Linked DNA regions of Mus musculus: region 1 is linked to region 2. The links are chromatin contacts, found by POLR2A ChIA-PET in ENCODE. All regions are on one chromosome and are shown on one strand. Each heading gives the region's core, a stretch centred on a gene start or an enhancer-like site at or near the end of the contact. The rest is flanking DNA. Distances are from core to core; before and after follow the strand shown.

The links. ChIA-PET counts read pairs that join two places held with the same protein, here RNA polymerase II (POLR2A).
Region 1: POLR2A ChIA-PET joins it to region 2 with 11 read pairs in Patski. The contact joins the promoter of Birc6 here to the enhancer-like site in region 2. POLR2A ChIA-PET finds 5 or more read pairs at or near these places in 2 of 5 experiments (Patski and embryonic stem cell).

What each region holds. Positions count from the first base shown.
Region 1 is chr17:74,526,972-74,529,671 of GRCm38, reverse strand. It overlaps Birc6 (baculoviral IAP repeat-containing 6), which reads right to left and starts at 1,377. Exons shown (of 73, transcript NM_007566.3): 1 at 871-1,377. The coding sequence starts at 1,204. Gm31645 (a long non-coding RNA gene) reads left to right here and starts at 1,472. Exons shown (of 3, transcript XR_385765.4): 1 at 1,472-2,039.
Region 2 is chr17:74,263,878-74,266,577 of GRCm38, reverse strand. The region is part of intron 1 of Memo1 (mediator of cell motility 1); the gene reads left to right. Among named protein-coding and RNA genes, the nearest start is that of Gm52299, 11 kb to the left of the region's middle. Within about 2 kb of position 1,286, at least 2 of the 3 ENCODE cell types and tissues checked have a DNase peak (open chromatin) inside an H3K27ac peak, as active enhancers do.

The sequences.
Region 1 (2,700 bases), core at 128-2,627, 260 kb before region 2:
TGAACCAACGTCTCCACCACCCAAGTGCTCTCCTTCCAAGGTGGAGGAGACCCAGACATACTTACAACTACCAATCTCTAGCTCTCTATGCTAAAACAAGTTGAAAGGGCTTGAAGTTCCACCTAATTACAAGGGGCCTAGGCTTCTTGACACTGGAAGGAGGGAGCACTCAGAGCTAGAGGACCGATACTAACCTTTTTTTTTTCTTTTTTTTTTTTTTTTTTTTTTTTGCACTCTGCGAGTCCCATAGTCCAGCAAGCACAGTTCAGGCAGCTGGCCTTCCCTCTCCTACTGACCTCCCCATCCCAGTGCCCACTCCAGCCCGCCCCCTGTGCGAAAGCGCAACCCTCGGAGGTCCCCGCACCTACAGGACCAGACGACAACCGGCGGGCCGCTACTCGCCGGGAAAAGAGGGCAAGACAGCCGGCTTGGACGCTTCCCGCCCCTTGCCTCCGGCCACCCATCTCTCCCGCCACCGCCAAGACTGCCAGCCCTTCCCTCTGGTCCAGCCCGGAGCTAGCCCAAAATCTCGTCCAAGAGGCCAGCGAGGGCCCGGTCCTCACCAGCACCGACCTCCAAGGCCTCCACATCTCTCCCACAGGACCAGGCCGGTTCAGATGCAAAAGGCCCGAAAAGCAACTCGCAGCGCACCCCGCCAAACCGAGTTCCCGTCCCCAAAAGCTGCTGCTTTCCGAGTCCGAAGGTCCTCGGCCGTAGCTTCCGGGCCTCTCCGACCCTCCCGCTCCACGCTGTCCCTCCGAGGCCGATCCCGATCCCGGAGGCTGGGAGGCTTCCTCCACCAGCATCCCCACAACCCGTCTCCGCCCGCGGCCGGCCCAGCCCAGCCCCCGCCCGGCGTGCCGCGCTCACCGCTGAGCGCCGAGGCCTGAAGGGTGGCCCCGGACGTGCCGTCGATGACTTTGATGGTCCCGCGGCTGGTGACGGCCAGGATGGCGTTAAGCGCCGGGTGGTAGGAGAGGCTGTGCAGCCCGTCGGCGTCGCAGCGCATGCAGCCATCCCGCAGCACCAGCCACTCGGAGACCCCGGCCGCCCCCGCCCCTGCCGCCGCCGCCGCGGAGGAGCAGCTCGGGCCCGAGGCCTCCGCAGCCGCAGCCGCCATCTTCCGGCCTGCGCTCAGCACAATCACACTGGGAAGCCGCTCAGTGACAGTCCCGGGAGGTGCAGCACCACAGCCAGTCACCATCCGGGGCCAGGGGGCAAAGCGGAGCGCGTTAGCCGGAAGTGAAGTCAAGCGCCTGCACGCACAGGGAACGTCGCCCGCCAGGCCGGCCAGGCCAAGCGAGCTCGCAGGCTGGCGGGGGAGGGGAGAGAGGGCCGCACCAAAGGAGGGGCCGGAGCCCAGGGGGTGGAGCATGCGCGGGAGTGCCGATCTAGCCAGAGCAGAGGGAAGCTAATAAGGAACTTCCGAAGGCACAGAAAAGGCGGGGCAGGGGCGGGACCTGGCCTAGTAAGCATGCGCAGAAGAGCTCCCAGGGCCCGGTAGGCGGGCCTCAGAAGAAGAAGGGGGCGGGGCTGAAACTTTTTTTTTTCAAGCGCGGAGCATGCGTGGTAGGACTAGGCGCGTGCCACGCGCTGCTGCTCCAGCCAGCCCTGCGTCCTCAACGTCCCAGTTTCTTCCTTCGAGCCCCGGGAGTGGTATCGGCGGGAGTTCCGCCCTGCGCGTGGCAGGGAGGGTGGTGCTGGGCCCTGTGCATTTCCGCTAGGCAAACCCGAGCCCGCGCGACTTGTCTGGTACGCCCAGAGGCCCCTTCGTGGCCAGGGCGGCTGATTCCCAGCGGTTCCCAGCACGGGGCAGAGGAGGAGGGCGTTGCGGGGTGGAGGCGAGATCCGGAAGTAGGCCTCTATCATTGCACACTCTGACAAGCCTCTTCATTGGAACTGAACCTGATTTTTTTTTTACGACGCCTGCCCTAGTTTCAGATTTTTTTTACACTTGATCTTAGAAGACTGAGAAGCGATAGTTCCAAATCTTTTAATAAACAGACATGCTCATTAATGAGGTGCTGGACACATTACAGGTCAGCCTAGTGTAGCTCATTGCAAAGGATTTACATGATTTTTGGTGGGGTGTTGTGGATTGCCCTGGGGCTAATTATATTTGATGTCAATTCTGTTCTCCTGTGAGGAGTTGTGAACAAGGAATGAGTCAGCACTTAGGTGATTTCTTGTAAACCTTCCCACCTTAATTTGTAAAATAAAGGAAAGCTGATGATTGGGCAGAGAAAGGGAAAGTGGAGTGGAAAGAAAGGAAGGAGGTTTGAGACAGAGAAGGCAGAGGAGGAGGAAGAAGAAAAGCAGAACAGAAGAACATGGCCTGGAGAAAACGCAAGTTCTAAGTGGTCTCATAGATGTGGAAGATGGTAGTGTAGTGGTTGTAGATCTGCCCAATCTAGGCGCACAGCATGTATTCATACTAATTGTGTCGTGTTTTCATTGCCAGAGCATAATTGGGTTGGAGAGATTTGCTGTAACAGTGGAGTATCCTCCTTCGTTAGATTTGAAAGAACATCTTTCTTAAACTTTATGTTGAAACAGTTACTTGTCAGTCAGTCACTTGTAGTTACAGTGTAGCGGTGCCTGGGTGTGGTCTCGCATACCTAGAATCCCAGTCTGAAACAGTAATGCTAAGAATTCTGGGCAAGCCTGCGCTATTTAACAAGATCCTTTCCAAAAAAAAAA
Region 2 (2,700 bases), core at 37-2,536:
AGAGAGAGAGAAAGAGAGAGAGAGAGAAAATATGAATATGTTCTATGGATGTGTGGTAGGTATGGGGGACCAGCCACATGATGGTATAGTGTAGAATAGAGTTTATTCAGGACATGGGGAGGGGAGTTAAGAGGGTAGTAGAGGCAGAGAAAGGCAGAGAGAGGGAGTAGAGAAATAAAGGTGTGTGTGTGTGTGTGTGTGTGTGTGTGTGCGCGCGCGCGGGGGGGGGGGTGGGGTGGGGGGAGGGTGTAGGGAAGGGATGGGGGAAGAGAAGAGCCCAAGAGGGCAAGAGAGGGAGGAGAGGGCAAACAGCCCCCTTTATAGTGGGTCAGGCCTACCTGGCTGTTGGCAGGTAACTGTGGGAAGGAGCTTAAACAGAATGCTAACACCGGTCCCCTACAGTTTTGATGTCTTGTTCATATTCTAGGCTGACCTTGAATTTGGGGCACTCTTCCTGTGTCAGCTTTTAAGTACCAGTGTTACAAGTTTTGAGCCATCATACCTGAGTACTTAGTTATTGTTGCTTAATTGTTGAATTTTCTGATGCTGGGGAATTGAAATCAGAATCTTGTGTATGCTGAGCAAGGATATTATATATATTACCAGTCTTCTTTTCATAAGGATGTTGTCACCAGTAGCTGGCTGAGGACTATTTTGTTCTACCCAGATAGAAGTTGTGTGTAGGAAAGGGGAAATTCTTCAAATGCTGGTCTCTAAGCAGCCTTTTTTTTTTTTTTTTTTTTTTTTTTTTGCATTGGTGTTTAGTAACTGCAAGCTTTGCCAGTAAGGTAGCAGAAGCCAGAGGTACCCTCTAGGGTTCTAGTCCTCCAGTTTCTGGGTATTGGAATCCTTAGCCCTATAAATGTTATAGGCCCTGTGTAGGCCTTAACTACTAAGTAGTCGTTGGTATAACCCCTCAGCATGGGCAATGAAGACTTACTACAATTCTGTGGGAACCTGCTAACCTGCAGTATCTGTTGATTACTTCTGCACACACACTTTTGATCCTTCATATGCATAATCCTCTTGTCACATATGCTCTCCTTCTGCTTTCTTCTTCCTTCCCGTCCATTTGAACTGTTTGTTCAGTTGCTTCTAAAGTTGTCAAGGAGCCGTGTGTCCGTAGTGTCCCCCTGCCCCCACTCTGGTGCATGCTGGGATATTTGGGAATAGTTTGGGTATGAATTCAGGCCTGGGGAAGTGGGGATGGGTTGTGAGCTGGGCCGTTTGGGAGCCACCCAGAAGTCAAGAGCACAGGCCAGGACTGCCACTCTGCAGGACTACAGCTGCTTCTTCAGCTGTTTAAGCCTCTTCATCTGTGGGGCTTTCATTGTCAGCACCACTGCCATTCTGCTGTTTCTGCTCGCTGCTGCTGCTACTGCCCCTGCCTCTCTCCTCTCCCACCTCCCTCTGGCGACCAGTTCAGCCACATTACTGAAAGTAGGCAAGAAAGACCATTTAGAGAAGCATTTTATTGCGCCTAATGCTGCAGTTTTAGGGGAAGCAGCACAGGAGAGTGTCTCCCAGCTGGCTCACTCAGTGAGCCTGACCAGCTTTATAGAGCCCCAGAAGCCGCCTTTGCACCCATCATCCCCTTTGTTTTGGGTCATTCACATCCACTTGTTTGAACATTATCTCTTTGTACTCATCATAGCCACTGAGTTGAACCAATCACCTCTCTGAGGGAAAAGTGCTTCCTTTTGGCCAAAGTGGAAATGATTTCAAGGTCATCTAGATTTCACTCAGGACTGTGAAAGGAAAAATTTGGTGCAAACTGTTTCACACAATTTTGGCTGGGGCTGTGCCTTCAGGAGCCAAGGCAGTCAGCTGCAGTCTGCTTAGTTGTCTCAAGGTATCCATGGAATGTTGAGGATGGCTGTAGCTGGCAAAAGAGTAGTCTGGCTGGCTGTTACTCTAATAGTCTTTTTTCCCAAGACAGAAAGGGTAATGAGGGAGAATACAGCACCTGCTAACCAAGGAGTCCAGTTGCCCATCCCCAGTGCCTTTCTTTATGGTATTAACAGTCTGAAGACAGGGCTGGGGCTGGGGGTGGGGAGTGCACCCTTTGATCTCAGCACTCAGGAGGCAGAGGCAGCTGGATGAGACTGTCCTGGTCTTCCAGAGCAAGTTCCAGGACAGCCAAGGGAACAAATATAAACCAAAAGCAAAAACAACACACAAACTCAAACAGTATAAAGATAAAGAACTTAAACTAATACTGGTCGTAATCTTTTTTTAGGTTTATTTTATGTGTATTGGTGTCTTCAAGAGCAAACAAGTTCTAACAACTGAGCCATCCTCCAGCCCCACTAGTAATGATTTAATAGTTTACTAAGTAGTATACAGGGAAGGGTAGGTTCTCCTCAGACCTTAATACAAAATAGTCTCTAATTATGCATGGACTTTACAATTTAAATGTATACTTTGTGTAGTTTGGTATAGTAGACCCATGTTCATGCTTGTACTCTGCTGATAGTAAACAGGATAGTTAGGAAGGCTGTAATTAATGTGTTTAAAAGTTGCTTTGATGTCCACAGATGGAAACTGCTACCAAACCAAATGCTGGTGGTTTTAATTACACTTTCCTTACCATGAAATCCTGCCGTGAGTGCTGTAGTGCTAACTATGGGATTGTTAGCTTGTACTGCATTTTTAGAGTGAATATGTAGATAAAAGTTGTACAAACTCTGACCATTAAAA